Regions from separate parts of the Homo sapiens genome. Here region 1 is linked to region 2. A link is an interaction called in ENCODE POLR2A ChIA-PET data of the cell type or tissue named here. Cell type or tissue: Caco-2. All regions are shown on one strand.

Region 1 (8,000 bases), 450 kb before region 2:
AAAATACAAAAATTTGGCCGGTCACAGTGGCTCACACCTATAATCCCAGCACTTTGGGAGGCTGAGGCAGGTGGATCACGAGGTCAGGAGTTCGAGACCAGCCTGGCTAACATGGTGAAACCCCGTCTCTACTAAAAACACAAAAAATTAGCCGGACGTGGTGGCGGGCGCCTGTAATTCCAGCTACTTGGGAGGTTGAGGCAGGAGAATCGCTTGAACCTGGGAGGCAGAGGTTGCAGTGAGCTGAGATCGTGCCATTGCACTCCAACCTGGGCAGCAAGAGTGAAACTCCGTCTCAAAAAAAAAAAAAGAAAATCAAACAAACAAAGAAAAATTAGCCGGGCATGGTAGCGCGAGCCTGTAGTCCCAGCTAATAGGGAGGCTGAGGCAGAAGAATCGCTTGAACCCGGGAGGCGGAGATTGTGGTGAGCCGAAATCAAGCCACTACACTCCTGCTTGGGCAACAGAGCGAAATAAATAAAATAAAATAAAAGGAAAGGAAACATGTGCTGTCCATTGGGTGGCCACTAGGCTATTTAAATTTCAATTAATTAAAATTAAATAAAATTGGTACTTTAGTTCCTCAGTTGCACCAGCCAAATTTGAAGTGCTCGACAGCCATGTGCGGTGGCTATCATACTGAGCTGCACAGATCACTGCAGAATGTTCTCTGGGATAGTGCTGATTCAAACCCTCTAATTCTCCAGAGTTTTTCTCCCTTTTCAGAATAGGGCTCTCTTCTCTGCAGCCTTTCTTCCCCTCACCCCCAACAAGGCCCATCGAGGCACAGTAATCTGCCCCACCCCACCCCCACTGTATCCTCTGGGCATAGATTCCAAAACCCCCAGTGGGTGGCTGAAACTGCAAATAGTTCCTAACCCTCCATAGTTTGTACTTGCAATGACCTTGGTGCGAAGGTGTTCTTTTGTTCTCTGCAGGGCCTGCACCTGGGATGGAGGCTGGAGAACAGGTGTGGAGCTGTGCCCTGGGGCACCGAGGGGATAGGCTCAATTGTTGGTGTTGTAAAGCAAACAACTGCACCCAACTCTGTCCCAGGCGCCAGCAGAAGCCTCCACCTTCGGAGGTGGACGAGGGAGGGAAGCCCTGGGGAATTGTGGGCCCTGTCCCCACTATCTCCCAGAGGCAGTTTAAGATCACATAATAAGTCTGGGCCTGGAATGAACAGTTTCCAGCACAGCTGACACCTGGGGCAGGTGCTCCAGATGGGAGGCCCAGAGTGCAGGGGGAGGAAAGGCTTGGCAACCTCACAAAGGCCAAGGCTCATCTGCACTGGAGGCTGTGGAAGGTGCGAATAAGTCACATTCAGATTATTTCAACCTATACACATTCCACATCCACTGTGGCCCCAACACCACCAGCAGAGAAAAGCAGGAGTGGAGAAACCCCAATCCTATCTACACCCTCATGCAGACATCCCAAAGTTAACATCCCCAGACCTGAACTCCTGCTTTCGCCCTTGGCATGTGTTTGTTCATCCCACAGCTGTCACCACCTCAGCCTGTGGCTGCTCCATCCTTTCAGCTGCTCAGCCCAGAACCTTGGAGTCACCCTTCATCCTGCTCTTTTCCATACCCCACAAACAAGCCATCAGCAAACTCCACCATCTCCACCTTCAAACAGAACACACATCCAACCCCTACTCACCATCTCTACTGCCACTACCTTGTTCCAAGCCATCACGGTCTCCCTCCAGAATCACCCAGTGGTTTTCCACCGTTGCCTCCCCTGGCATACCCTTCTCTCTAGAGGGATGATCATGTCGCTCCTTTGCTCAAAACTATCTAGAGGCTCTGAAATTTGTGGAGAACAAATTCAAATTCCTGGCAGAGCACAGTGGCTCAAGCCTATAAACCCAGCACTTTGGGAAGCCAAGATAGAAGGATTGCTTGAGCCCAGGAGCTCTAGACCAGCCTGGGCAACATAAAGAGACCTTGTCCCTACAAAAAATTTTAGCTGGGTGCAGTGGCTCATGCCTGTAATCCCAGCACTTTGAGAAGCCGAGGCGGGCGGATCACGAGGACAGGAGTTCAAGACCAGCCTGGCCAACATAGTGAAACCCCGTCTCTACTAAAAATACAAAAATTAGCTGGACATGGGGGCATGCGCCTGTAGTCCCAGCTACTTGGGAGGCTGAGACAGGAGAATCGCTTGAACCCAGGAGGTGGAGGTTGTGGTGAGCGGAGATCACGCCACTGCACTCCAGCCTGGGCAACAGAGTGAGACTCTGTCTCAAAAAAAAAAAAAAATTTAAAATTAGCCAGGTGTGTCTGTGGTCTCAGCTACTCAGGAGGTTGTGATGGGAGGGTCACTTGAGCCCAGGAGGTCAAAGCTGCAGTGAGCCATGATCGTGCCACTGCATTCCAGCCTGAGTGACAGAGTGAGACCCAGTCTCAAATAAATACATTAAATTAAATTAGAAATAAAAAATAAAGTCAGATTTCTTACTATGGCCTACCAGGCCCCACGTTATCTGGCCGCAGTCCCCTTTCTCAGTCTCTGCTGTATCCTGATGTCCTTTCTGTGCAGCCATCTTTCTGCCTCCGGGCCTTTGTTCCTGCTACCCTTACTCAGCCTGGCGGCTGTCTTACCTTCTCCAGGTTTTAGAGTTTAATTAACACCTCCTTAGAGAACACTCTCTCTGCTTCCTTATATAAAGTAGCACTTGGCCGGGTGCGGTGGCTCACACCTGTAATCCCAGCACTTTGGGAGGCCAAGGCGGGCGGATCACTTGAGGTCAGGAGTTCGAGACCAGCCTGGCCAACATGGCAAAACCCTGTCTCTACTAAAAATACAAAGTTAGCCGGACGTGGTGGCACATGCCTGTAATCCCAGCTACTCGGGAGGCTGAGGCAGGAGAATCGCTTGAACCCAGGAGGCCAAGGTTGCAGTCAGTCGAAATCGCACCACTGCACTCCAGCGTGGGCAACAGAGCAAGACTCTGTCTCAAAAAAAAAAAAAAAAAAAAAAGTTGGGTTGCACCTCTTGCCTTTCTCCTGCCTTGTTTTTCCTTGGAGTACCTAGCATAGTGTATACTGACTATGCTCATTGCCAGTTCATGGTCACTGTCCCCTCACAGAATGCCTCCCCCGTGGGGTGGGAATTTGGTCTGTCTTGTGCACAGTTGTAGCCCTGATGCTCAGGACAGTGCTTGGCACATGGTATGTGTTTGGTGATGGAGGGAAGAATGCACAAGCTCTGTGCTTGGTGCCATGCACAGCACCTAATATGGTTTTCTCACCCACTACCCACAGCCCCTAAGCCAGGTGCTGTTCTCACAGATGGGGAAATGCCACATAGAGACTATGATTTACCCCAGCCTAGTAACAGACCTATCCAAAGTGTGTCTTTTGTACCACTCCCCCATAGACAATCAGACTTGATAGCCAGGTTGCTGTTTGAGACCAAATTCTGAGGGCCCCTAGGGATTCACATGCATCAGCATGAGATCTGGGACCTTCTGCTCTAAGGGTGGGCAGCTCTGAACAGGTAAGTCTTTAACATTCTCAAAGAAGGCTTCAAATATCTGGATTTCTCCTCTCTTTTAGCCTGTCTAGGGCCATTTGTTTAGAGGAAAAATTTAAAAAGCAAATCACAGTCCTCCAGGGCATTCATGAAACCATGTATATGCCTTCCTTGGCCTCAGGCTTAAACATCCCTTCCCTGGTCTCCAAGATTGCAGCGTGCAGCCCCGCCCACTCTGCCTAGAGGTCTCTCTGTCCCTCCAGCCTGAACAACTGGGACAAGGGGTGGGACAGAGGGAATGAAAAGCTCTGCGGGTGTGGAAGGTAAAGAAGAGGTGATGGGGCCATGCTCAGTAGCTCATGCTTGTAATCCCAGTACTTTGGGAGGCCGAAGCGGGTGGGTCACCTGAGGCTAGGAGTTTGAGACCAGCCTGGCCAACATGGTGAAACTTTGCCTCTACTAAAAATACAAAACTTAGCTGGGCGTGGTGGCGGGCGCCTGTAATCCCAGCTACTCGGGAGGCTGAGGAAGGAGAATCATTTGAACCCGGGAGGTGGAGGTTGCAGTGAGTTGAGATGGTGCCCCATTGCACTCCAGCCTGGGTGACAAGAGTGGAACTCTGTCTCAAAAAAAAAAAAAAGAAGAGGTGAGGGAAGTGATAGGCTGGGTCCAAACAATGTAGGACTTTGTAGATCATGGTGGGCAGTTTGAATTTTATTTTAAGGACATTAGAGTCTTGGAGGTGTCATTTGTTTAACTTTTATTTATTTATTTATTTATTTATTTATTTGAGATGGAGTCTCGCTGTGTTGCCAGGCTGGAGTGCAGTGGCCCGATCTCGGCTCACTGCAACCTCGGCCTCCTGAGTTCAAGCAATCCTCCCGCCTCAGCCTCCCAAGTAGCTGGGATAACAAGTGTGTGCCACCACACTTGGCTAATTTTGTATTTTGAGTGGAGACAGGGTGTCACTGCATTGGCCAGGCTAGTCTCAAGCTCCTGACCCCAAGTGATCTGCCTGCCTCGGCCTCCTAAAGTGCCGGGATTACAGGTGTGAGCCACCGTGGCCAGCCTTTTTTTTTTTTTTTTTTTTTTTTTTGAGACAGAGTCCACTCTGTCACCCAGGCTGGAGTGCAGTGGCACAAACTTGGCTCACTGCAACATCCACCTCCCGGGTTGAAGCGACTCTCCTGCCTCAGTCTCCTGAGTAGCTGGGACTACAGGTGCGTGCCAGCACGCCCGGCTAATTTTTGTATTTTTAGTAGAGATGAGGTTTCACCATGTTGGCCAGTCTGGTCTGAACTCCTGATCTCAAGTGATCTGCCCACCTTGGCCTCCCAAAGTGCCAGGATTACAGGTGCGAGCCACAGCACCAGGCCTAGGATAGTTTTTCAAAAGGCAGGATGCAGGCTGGGCAAAGTGGCTGTAATCCCAACACTCTGGGAGGCCGAGGCAGGTAGATCACTTGAGGTCAGGAGTTCGAGACCAGCCAGGTCAATATGGTGAAACCCCCATCTCCACTAAAAATATGAAAATTAGCTGGGCGTGCTGGCACGTGCCTGTAATCCCAGGCTGCTCAGGAGGCTGAGGCAGAAAAATCACTTGAACCTGGGAGGCGGAGGTTGCAGTGAGCCGAGATCAATGCCGTTGCTCTCCAGCCTGGGCAACAGAGTAAGAGTCTGTCTCAAAATAAATAAATAAATAAATAAATAAATAAATAAAAATATTAAAAAAATAAAAGGCAGGATGCAGAAATGTGCTAATAGTATGATCTCAATTATGTAAATAGGTCCATGAACAGAAAAACGTTGGGAATACTATACAGTAAAATGGTGACAATTTCTTTCTTTTTTCTTTTTATTTTTTGAGACAGAGTCTTGCTCTATTGTCCAGGCTGAAGTGTAGTGGCATAATCACTGCTCACTGCAGCTGGCCAATGGGGTTTTGCTATGTTGCCCAGGCTGGTCTTAAACTCCTGGCCTCATGGAATCCTCCCACCTTGGCCTCACAAAGTGCTGAGATTCAGGCATGAGCCACCACCTCCCTGGCCTATTCCTCAATGTTAAGAATTAAGATAATCTGTCATGAGATTAGAGTTAAGGAAAAAAAGAATTCACTGTTATTTTTGTCACAATCTTCTTATGTAGTGTACAAATTCTTCACCATGACTATGCTCACATTCCTCTCATAAGCATAAACAATAATAAATTTTAATCATATAACCAGTAGCCAAAGAACTCGTTCATCTCTCCCTCTGGGAGTTTTGGGCTCTTCAGCCTTTTTGGGAGAAAAAGCCTTGCTTATTAGAAAAGCCCCAGCTGCTGGGCCTAGTGGCTCACACCTGTAATCCCAGCACTTTGGGAGGCCAAGGCGGGTAGATCACCTGAGGTCCAGAGTTCGAGACCAGCCTGGCCAACATGGAGAAACCCCGTCTCTACTAAAAACACAAAATTAGCTAGGTGTGGTGGCTCATGCCTGTAATCCCAGCTACTCGGGACGGTGAGGCAGGGAAATCGTTTGAACCCGGGAGGCAGAGATGCCGTGCATTGCACTCCAGCCTGGGCAACAAGAGTGAAACTGTGTCTCAAAAAAAAAAAAGAAAAGAAAAGCCCCAGCCCTGTCAAATATTTTTCTGGCACACAAAGAGATTTTTTTTAAAGTGCCATGGGTATTTCAGACTCCTGTTTACCCAAGAAGGACCAACACCTCTAAGTCGCTTCCCCTCGCTGACTGTCATCTGGCCTGGCCTTGTGTTTATCCTTCATTAGCGGAACGGGCATGGCCAGGGCAGATGGCAGGCAGCACACACTTCTCCCTAACGCCCATCTTTATCCTTCTCGTCACTAGTTAAAGAAAAACAGTCACTGGACTTGGACAAGAAAGAGCCAGGGCCTCAAGCAATTTCCTTAGGTCTATCTAAGTCTACAAGGCTTCCAGAAGGCTGTGAAAAGAATGTCAGAATTAAGTTCTATCACCTGAGTAACCTTCAGACTCAGGCTGACCTTATAATATCTCTTAACTTCCCTGGCGCTGGAAAATTTAGTTATTGCAAGGTTGAAGTCAAATTCAGTTTATAAGGCACCTAGCCCTGTCCCTTGACTTGTAAATGTTAATGGTTTATGGCTCTGATGTGCTCCCCAAAGGCCTATCCCCCACCCCAAAACATAAACACATTCCACCATGAACTATGCAAGAATAACAAATAAATAGAAAAGGTTGGTGACTTGTGTCAACTAACTTATTGTCTCTATATTTGAAACCACACAGAACTTGAGAAATCTCTATCTTTGAAACCAGGCCTTGTCCAGGCCCTTAGCAACAAAGTTTTATCTTCAGAAACAGTAGAATGAGACCAAGTGTGGTGGCTCACGCCTATAATCTCAGCACTTTGGGAAGCCGAGGCGGGTGGATCACTTGAGTTTGAGACCAGCCTGGCCAACATGGTGAAACTCTGTCTCTACTAAAAATACAAAAAATTAGCCGTGCGTGGTGGCATGTGCCTGTAGTCCCAGGTATTCAGGAGGACAAGGCAGAGGCAGGAGAATTGCTTGAACCAAGGAGGGGAGGTTGCAGTGAAGCAAGATTGTGCCACTGCACTCCAACCTGGGCGACAGAGGGACTCCATCCCCCCCAAAAAAAGTGGCCAGGCATGGTGGCTTATGCCTGTAATCCCAGCACTTTGGGAGGCCATGGTGGGCGGATCACTTGAGGTCGGGAGTTTGAGACCAGCCTGGCCAACATGATGAAACACTGTCTCTACTAAAAAAAAAAAAAAAAGCTGGGCATCATGGTGCACACCTGTAATCCCAGCTACTTGGAGGCTGAGGTATGAGAATTGCTTGAACCTGGGAGGCAGAGGTTGCAGTGGGCCAATATCACACCACTGTACTCCACACTCCAGCCTGGTCGACAAAGCGAGACTCCATCTCAAAAAAAAAACAACAAGTTTTTGAATCAACCTTGTGTTCCCTGGGTAATCCTAATTTGTTCATAATGTATTATACTTTTTATATATTGTTAGATTCCATTTCCTAATATTTTCTTTCTTTCTTTTTTTTTTTTTTTTTTTTTGAGATGGAGTTTAACTCTTGTTGCCCAGGCTGGAGTGCAATGGCTCGATCTTGGCTCACCGCAACCTCCACCTCCCGGGTTCAAGGGATTCTCCTGCCTCAGCCTCCTGAGTAGCTGGGACTACAGGCTCGCGCTACCACGCCCAGCTAATTTTTTTTTTTTTTTTGAGACAAAGTCTCACTCTTGTCCCCCAGGCTGGAGTGCAATGGAACGATCTTGGCTCACTGCAACTTCTGCCTCTGGGTTCAAGTGATTCTCCTGCCTCAGCCTCCCGAGTAACTGGGATTACAGGCGCCTGCCACCATGTCCAGCTAATTTTTTTTGTATCTTTAGTAGAGACGGGGTTTCACCATGTTGGCCAGGCTGGTCTCCAGCTCCTGACCTCAGGTGATCTGCCTGTCTCGACCTCCCAAAGTGCTGGGATTACAGGTGTAAGCCACCATGCCCGG
Region 2 (8,000 bases):
GCCACATGCCCTTTTCTTTTGAGGTAAAACATGATCACAACCTTTCTGGTTAATTGTGATGAGCCTGACTGAGGCCCCTGGAGGAAAAAAAGATGTAAAGACCCACAGGGAAAAGAACCGTACCTGTGGGAGTCTGCACTAATGACTAGTGTTAAATACCAACTTCTTCCGTAGCTGCTTCTGGTTATGACTTCAAGTATGTTTTCTCATTCTCAGCATAATTGAAAGGCGTCAAATGATTAACACCAGAGGTTAAGATCTAGAACAATTTTGTCCAACCTGTGGGCTGCAAGCACCCCAGGGCAGCTTTGAATGTGGCCCAACTTTCTTAAGATGTTATGAGACTTTTTTTGTGATGTATAAATTATATAAGCTCTTCAGCTACCGTTAGTGTATTTTACATGTGGCCCAAGACTATTCTTCTTCCAATGTGGCCCAGGGAAGCCAAAAGATTGGGCACCCCTGATCTAGAAGTTAGGAGTCTTTCAGGAAGCTAAGAATAACTTACAGACACCTGATTCTATAACTCTATGAAACGTCTTAGATTCTTTGGTCTTAAAATAGTATTGGCCCAGGCGCGGTGGCTCATGCCTGTAATCCCAGCACTTTGGGAGGGTGAGGCAGGTAGATCACCTGAGGTGAGGAGTTTGAGAGCAGCCTGACCAACATGGCGAAACCCCGTCTCTAGTAAAAATACAAAAACTAGCCAGGCTTGGGGGCAGGTGCCTGTAATCCCAGTTACTCGGGAGGCTGAGGCACGAGAATCACTTGAACCCGGGAGGCAGAGGTTACAATGAGCTGAGATCGTGCCACTGCACTCCAGCCTGGGTGACAGAGCAAGACTGCCTCAAAAAAAAAAAAAAAAAAAAAAAAAAAAAAGTGGAGTACGATCATAATCTGTGTAGGCAGGAGAGAGGAAGCAATGGAGCCAGCAGGGTCTCGAGTCAGAGAGGAGTGGGAGTGGTTGGGTTGGCTGGCTTCAAGACTAGAGGGGTTCTTAATAATATAGGGTGCTATAGTCACAAGTGGGGGTGCATCCCAGGTGTTAGCAGGGTCCAACCCTTGGGTCTAGGGGTAGCATGATATTTATGACAATAATGATGGTGAACATGATAATGGGCATGACCACTCCTGTTTACAGGTGAGAAAACTTTACCCCTCTCAGCAGGACTGTCAGGTCCAAGGAGTAAAATTGGACCCTAAAAAATAGGATTCAACAGTCCTATTTGGGTCAGGGTGAACTCTTTGGCACCAAGGCTCTGGACACTTTGAGGGTGAAGCCAGGTGGGGTGGGGCTGGTTCTGGGGAAGGGCTGGTTCTGGGGAAGGGCTGGTTCTGGGGAAGGGCTGGTTCTGGGGAAGGGCTGGTTCTGGTGGCCTGAGATGCAGCAGGACTGAACAGGACTGTCCTTCCAGTAACCTCCATCCTTCCTCATCGAGCATGTCCCAACCCCAAACCTGTTTGGCACTTGCCTGATGGATTTAAATTGATGCCCTCAAAACTGCAAAACTAGGGCCAGTTCTCCCCCCTTTCTGTCCACGCACCTTCAAGAATTTAATGAGCTTGTCTAGGTTAAAATGTGTTATTCAAGCCCAATGTTTGTGGTATCACTGAGGAAGCAAATCCCAAACTAATAGAAGTTGCATGTAATGTAAAATAGCAATTAATCTCCATCATGAAGGGTAAGAAAAATTAACAAACCGCTGTTCAAATATTTATTAGGAGGAGAGACTGGACAGATATTCTTAGTCTATTACTGGGGGCAATTGAAATACAAGGAAACTGGGCTGGGCGCGGTGGCTCACGCCTATAGTCCTAGCACTTTGGGAGGCCGAGGCGGGTGGATTACCTGAGGTTGGGAGTTTAACACCAGCCTGACCAACATGGAGAAACCCCATCTCTACTAAAAATTCAAAATCAGCTGGGTGTGGTGGTGCATGCCTATAATCCCAGCTACTTTGGGAGGCTGAGGCAGGAGAATCGCTTGAACTCGGGAGGCAGAGGTTATGGTGAGCCGAGATCCTGCCATTGCACCCAAGCCTGGACAACAAGAGCAAAACTCTGTCTCAAAAAAAAAAAAAAAAACCAAGGAAACTGTCTGGTCCGTAACTGGGCATGGGGATGGGGTGGGCTTAGAAATGATTCCAGTAGGTGAGGGGTTCAGTGCCAGCCCAGGTGGGTGGGGAGGGGTGAGACCTGTGGTCTCTTTGACATATTAGAGTGGTGGGCAACTTCTGGATGCTTCTTCTCACCTCTTCTTGCTGAAATCAGGTTATGGTTGTTCAGCCTGACATGATGGCCATCTTCGACACAGGCAGGAGGATTCTGGCCCCTGCTCCAGCCAGAGGTTTAGCCCTGAACCCCAGCCTTGACCCCTCCTACCGTTGTCCTGCCTCTATGTTCCCTTCATCTACCTCCTCTTTTTGATGGCCTTGGCAATTCTTTTTTGTTTTTTTTTGAGATTGGAGTCTCATTCTGTAGCCCAGGCTGGAGTGCAGTGGTGCAACCTTGGCTCACTGCAACCTCGGCTCACTGCAACCTCCACCTCCCGGGTTCAAGTGATTCTCCTGCATCAGCTAGAGAATCGAGTAGCTGGGATTACAGGCACCCACCACCACGCCCAGCTAATTTTTTTTTTTTTTTTTTTTTTGTATTTATAGTAGAGATGGGGTTTCACCGTGTTGGCCAGGCTTGTCTCAAACTCCTGACTTCAAGTGATCCGCCCACCTCGGCCTCCCAAAGTGCTAGGATTACAGTTGTTAGCCACTGCAATTGGCCTAGGCAATTCTTAACAACTCTGGATTTTTCCCTACAAATGCTGAGCCACTCCCACAGGATTACCAACCACCTGTCCTCCTCCTACCAATACCCCACCTAAGACCTAGATAAAGGTGATGATAAAGGCTGGCACCTGGAAAACAAGGGTTCAGGCTTCCTTTCCCAGCTGAGGGAGATGCCTCCAAAGATGGCCGCCAACAACGCCTCCTGTCCCTGGACACGCAGGCTCCTGTCAAGAGGTGGCACTATTTCTCCTCCCTAGAATTTGGGCTGGCCTTGTGACCTGCTTTCACTTGTGCCGGTTCCATGCCTGGCTTGTAAGAGGCCTAGCAGCTTCTGTTCTCTTGGAGCCCTGAGCCACTGAGAAAGAAATCCAACTAACCTTCTGGAGACAGGCCCAGCCAGGGCCCAGCCGGTCCAACTACTCCTTGACAACCAAGGCTGCCACAAAGACAGGATAGAGGAAGGAACACAGAGGCAGGGCAATGGGAGGAGCCATTTAAGGCTGAGGTTCAGGGATGAGCCCCTGGATAGGGAAGGGGCCAGAACCTTTCTATGTGTGTCTTGAATGTTCCAGCTCCAGCTGAATGTGGGAGTGATCCCCAAAAATACCTTGTGGAGCAGAACTTCCCGTCTGCGTCTGGACATCCCTTAGAACCATAAGAAATAACTGTAATGAAGGCCAGGCCCGGTGGCTCACACCTGTAATCCCAGCACTTTGGGAGGCTCAGGTGGATAACCTGAGGTCGAGAGGTTGAGACCAGCCAGACCAACACCGAGAAACCCAGTCTCTACTAAAAATACAAAATTAGCCAGGTGTGGTGGCGCATGCCTCCCAGCTACTTGGGAGCCTGAAGCAGGAGAATTGCTTGAACCTGGGAGGCGGAGGTTGCGGTGAGCTGAGATTGAGCCATTGCCCTCCAGCCTGGGCAACAAGAGTGAAACTCTGTCCCAAAAAGAAAGGAAGGAAGGAAGGAAGGGAGGGAGGGAGGGTGGACTGTAATGGTTAATACTGAGTGTCAACTTGATTGGATTGAAGGATACAAAGTATTGATCCTGGGTGTGCCTGTGAGGGTGTTACCAAAGGAGATTAACATTTGAGTCAGTGGGCTGGAAAAGGCAGACCCACCCTCAATCTGGGTGGATAGCATCTAATCAGCTGCCAGCATGGCTAGAATATAAAGCAGGCAGAAAAAAGTGAAAAGGTGAGATGGGCCTAGCGTCCCAGCCTACATCTTTCTCCTCTGCTGGATGCTTCCTGCCCTTGAGCATCCAAGTTCTTCAGTTTTGGGACTCAGACTGGCTCTCTGCTCCTCAGCTTACAGACGGCCTATCGTGGGACCTTGTGATTATGTGAGTTAATACTTAATAAACTCTCCTTTATATATATATATATATACATATATATATCCTATTTGTTCTGACCCTCTAGAGAACCGTGACTAATACAATAAACATCATCATTTTAAGCCACTGAGATTTGGAGTGGAGTAGCGTATTAAATAGCAATAGGTAACTGAGACTCCAGCCCAGCTAGGACCAGTCTGGCACCCCCCTGCCATTTTGGATGCTGCAAACTATACTTGGCCAACTTCAGGATCCCCAGTTGACACCTACATGGGGTCTCCTGCTGCTGACCACCTGTCAGGGCTGCTCTGCCCACCAAGCTTCAAGCGGAAGCTCATGCCATTGTTCAACAAACATGGAGTCGCACCTGCTATTTAAGCCAATCCCTGTATTGGCCGCTGAGGATTCAGAGACACACTCCTGGCCTCTGAGGAGTTCACAGGCCCAAGGGGAGTCCGGCAGGAAGATAACATGCTAAAAGTCAGGGTGCAGAGTGTGAAATAGTAGCAGGACACAGTCCCAGGCAAGTTCAGGAGGTGGGAGTGGCAGCTATGCCCCAGTAGGCTTCATGGGGTTGGGTATTTGAGTGGTCAGCAGGGAGTTCTCCAGGCAGGTTGATTTTGTGCTGTCCCCTGTGGCCCTTCTCAATGCCGTTGCCTGCCCTCTGACCCCCTGCTCCCCAGCCCTGGGCCTCTGTGCTTCACCCAGGCAGGTTTTGCCCTCACTGGAGCCAGGCTCTACAGCCAATGGAGGATTTTAAGCAGAATGACATGGTGGTTGATGTTAGGTGAGGATTGGGAGGAACCAGAGACCTGGCCAGAGATGGGGAGCTCAGTGACAAGGCAGTTGCAGTGGTTAAGGTAAGAGAATCGTGGTGGAAAAGGAGCAAAGATCTGTGCCAAGGGGAGAGCCTAGGATTCAGAGGAGCCAGGCAACCAGGTCAAAGTGCATGGACCCCCAATCCAGTGCTGATTCCACTGTAGAGCGAATAAAAAGTAATTTTAAAGGTTAAAAATACAGATGAGTACGTGGAGGTAAATACAAGGATGTCCTCGGGAGCTGTGATTGTGATGGTAAGAAGTTGGAAAGAATCTGTCTATCAAGAGGAAAATAATTACATAAATTATGGTAATTCTTACGATAGAACATTATCAAGGAGCTAAAAGGAATGAACTCAGGCATATGTAACAACATGAGTAAGTCTTGCAAATACACTGTTGCATAAAGAAAAGCTGCATAATGATATATATGGTAAAAAATCCACTTATTTACTAAAATATACAAAATAATATTATATATTTTCTATGGGTTCCTATAAAATGCGTGAATATATTTTTGAAAGATCTGGAAGGCACTTGCCAAGTTCAATATTTGGAAAGGGGCCATGGACCAGGATTGCAGAAGGTGGGCAAAGAAAACTTGTGCTCCGTTCATAATTTTTTTTTAAAGAATGGTTCCATTTTACTGACATAATTAAATATTAATTAAAAATAGAAAACAATGAATTAAGGATTTGATTCATAGGTATTGTTAATCCCCCAAAATAATCAGCTCAGACCTTCACCCTCTGATCCCTCAAGGGAGCTGAAGTCCTACTACCAGACACTCATTCTGTGCCAGCGTCTGGGTGGCGGGAGTGTCACTGAGGAAAGGAGGGGATGAGAGTGTACCGAACCCCTGTTGTTTGGCATGTTGTTTGTTGGCACATGACAAATCTTGTGTCATTGAATTGTCACAGCTACCCTAAGCCGTGGGGGTGGGGGGGGCGCGGGTATGACGATTCTTATTGTACAGATGAGCTGCGTGCATTTGGGAAATTCAGTCAAATAAATAGTTCAAGATCACACAGCATGCAAGTGGAAAGATTTGAACCCAGGTCTGTATTGTCCCAAAAGCCATACCCTCTCCTCTGTACCAAGGAGGAACAAGAGGACAGACAGGCATGGAATCACCTGGGAGCTTTCAAAGCACACAGGTGCCAGATCCTGCCCTCAGAGATGCCGATGTGATTGACCTGGGGTGGGGCCTGGGCTTTTTTTTTTCTTTTTTTAAAGCTGTGACTATGCCCTGCCAGGCTTGAGGACAACTGCCTTAACTGGAGTCCAGCTCATTCCTCTCAGATCAGCCACCACGGGGTGACTCTTTCAACCGTGCCTCCCATTACTCAAGGGCTGTCCTTTTGGACAATGACTTTGTGAGAAGTGTTTATTACACTTGGGTGCATTTTAAAAAGGTGGCTCACAAACCCTGTCTCAGATTTGAGTTCCCATTTTCTCACTGTTTTTTTATTAGAGAATTCGAGACGGGTTCTTCAAGAAAAAAAATTACCCTAAGAAATAACCACCTTATAGAACGAGCAGGATCATGAATAAAAAAAAAGAAATTAAAAAAATAACCAGTAATAATTTTATGTATTTTATTTTACTTTATTTATTTATTTGAGACATAGTCTTGCTCTGTTGCCCAGGCTGGAGTGCAGTGGCACACTGCAACCCCCGCTGTAGAACTCGGCTCACTGCAAACCCCGCCTCCCAGGTTCAATCAATTCTCCTGACTCAGCTTCCCAAGTAGCTGGGATTACAGGTGCACACCACCATGCCTGGCTAATTTTCGTATTTTAGTAGAGACGGGGTTTCACCATGTTGGCCAGGCTGGTCTTGAACTCCTGACCTCAAGTGATCTGCTTGCCTCAGCCTCCCAAACTTCTGGGATTACAGGCGTGAGCTACCATGCCCAGCCTAATTTTATTTATTTTAAAGTCAGCGTTTCCTAGACCTCAGGCATTTGGGAGACAGCTTCACATTTGCCATGTTTGTATCACCACTGTTAATTTACTTAACATTTCACTTTAAATCAATACATAGTTCATAAACTTAAAAACTTTTATTTTAAAAGATAACTGTGTATCATCACTAAAAATGAAAAGCAAAAATACTTGTAATAAACACATAACCATAAAAATAAAACATGGTTACTTTGTGTCCTACCTAAAATTTAGGAGCTCATATACCACCAGTGATGTGTGTCCTGTATTTTGGGAAATAGTTATAAATACTAAATTGAAAAGACTGAAACTTTTAGATAAAATCTTAATGACTCCTAGGGCATTTCTCACATGGATTATTGCCAGATCCTCCTAACTGACCTTCCTGTTTCTAAGCTCATCACCCCCATTCCCCACCTATTTTCCTCCCAGCAGACAGTGGTATCTTTTTTTTTTTTTTTTTTTTTTGAGATGGAGTTTTGTTCTTGTTGCCCAGGCTGGAGTGCAATGGTGCAATCTTGGCTCACTGCAACCTCCCCACCTCCTGGGTTCAAGCAATTCTCCTGCCTCAGCCTCCCAAGTCATTGGGATTACAGGCATGTGCCACCACGCCTAGCTAATTTTTTGTGTTTAGTAGAGATGGGGGTTTCACCATGTTAGTCAGGCTGGCCTTGAACTCCTGACCTCAGGTGATCCACCCACCTCGGCCTCCCAAAGTGCTGGGATTACAGGCGTGTGCCACCACATTGGGCCTGGTATTCTTTAAAAATTTACATCAGATGATGTCATTTATCCATCCAAACCCTCCGTTTGCTCTCATCTCATTCAGGGTAAAAGATATAGAACCTACTATAGCTGACACCTTTTCTACGCAAAGTGAGGTCCATCGGCCAGCAGTATCAATATCATCTGAGAACTGGTTAGGAATGCAGTATCCAGGCATGGTGGCATGCACCTGTAGTCCCAGCTACTTGGGAGGCTAAGGCAGGAGGATCGCCAGGAGTTCAAGGCTGCAGTGAGCTATGACTGCACCACTGCACCCCAGCCTGGATGACAGAGTGAGATCTATCTCTAAAATTAAAAAAAAAGAAAAAAAAGCAGAATCTCAGAT

Evidence for each region. ChIA-PET counts read pairs that join two places held together with the same protein. Peaks named below come from ENCODE experiments on the same cell type or tissue, not always from the same donor. Only the 100,000 strongest peaks of a DNase experiment are listed, where the experiment ranks them.
Region 1: POLR2A ChIA-PET joins it to region 2 with 8 read pairs; 1 of 35 experiments calls an interaction of 5 or more read pairs at or near these places.

The regions. Positions count from the first base shown.
Region 1 is chr20:33,476,552-33,484,551 of GRCh38, forward strand. No RefSeq gene overlaps it. Among named protein-coding and RNA genes, the nearest start is that of CBFA2T2, 9.5 kb to the right of the region's middle. RefSeq lists an enhancer at 540-1,455. In Caco-2, no CTCF peak of the experiment used is centred here; DNase peaks (open chromatin) are centred at 1,040 and 3,736.
Region 2 is chr20:33,930,601-33,938,600 of GRCh38, forward strand. No RefSeq gene overlaps it. Among named protein-coding and RNA genes, the nearest start is that of RALY, 59 kb to the right of the region's middle. RefSeq lists an enhancer at 2,598-3,098. In Caco-2, a CTCF peak has its summit at 3,017 (motif pointing right); a DNase peak (open chromatin) is centred at 3,041.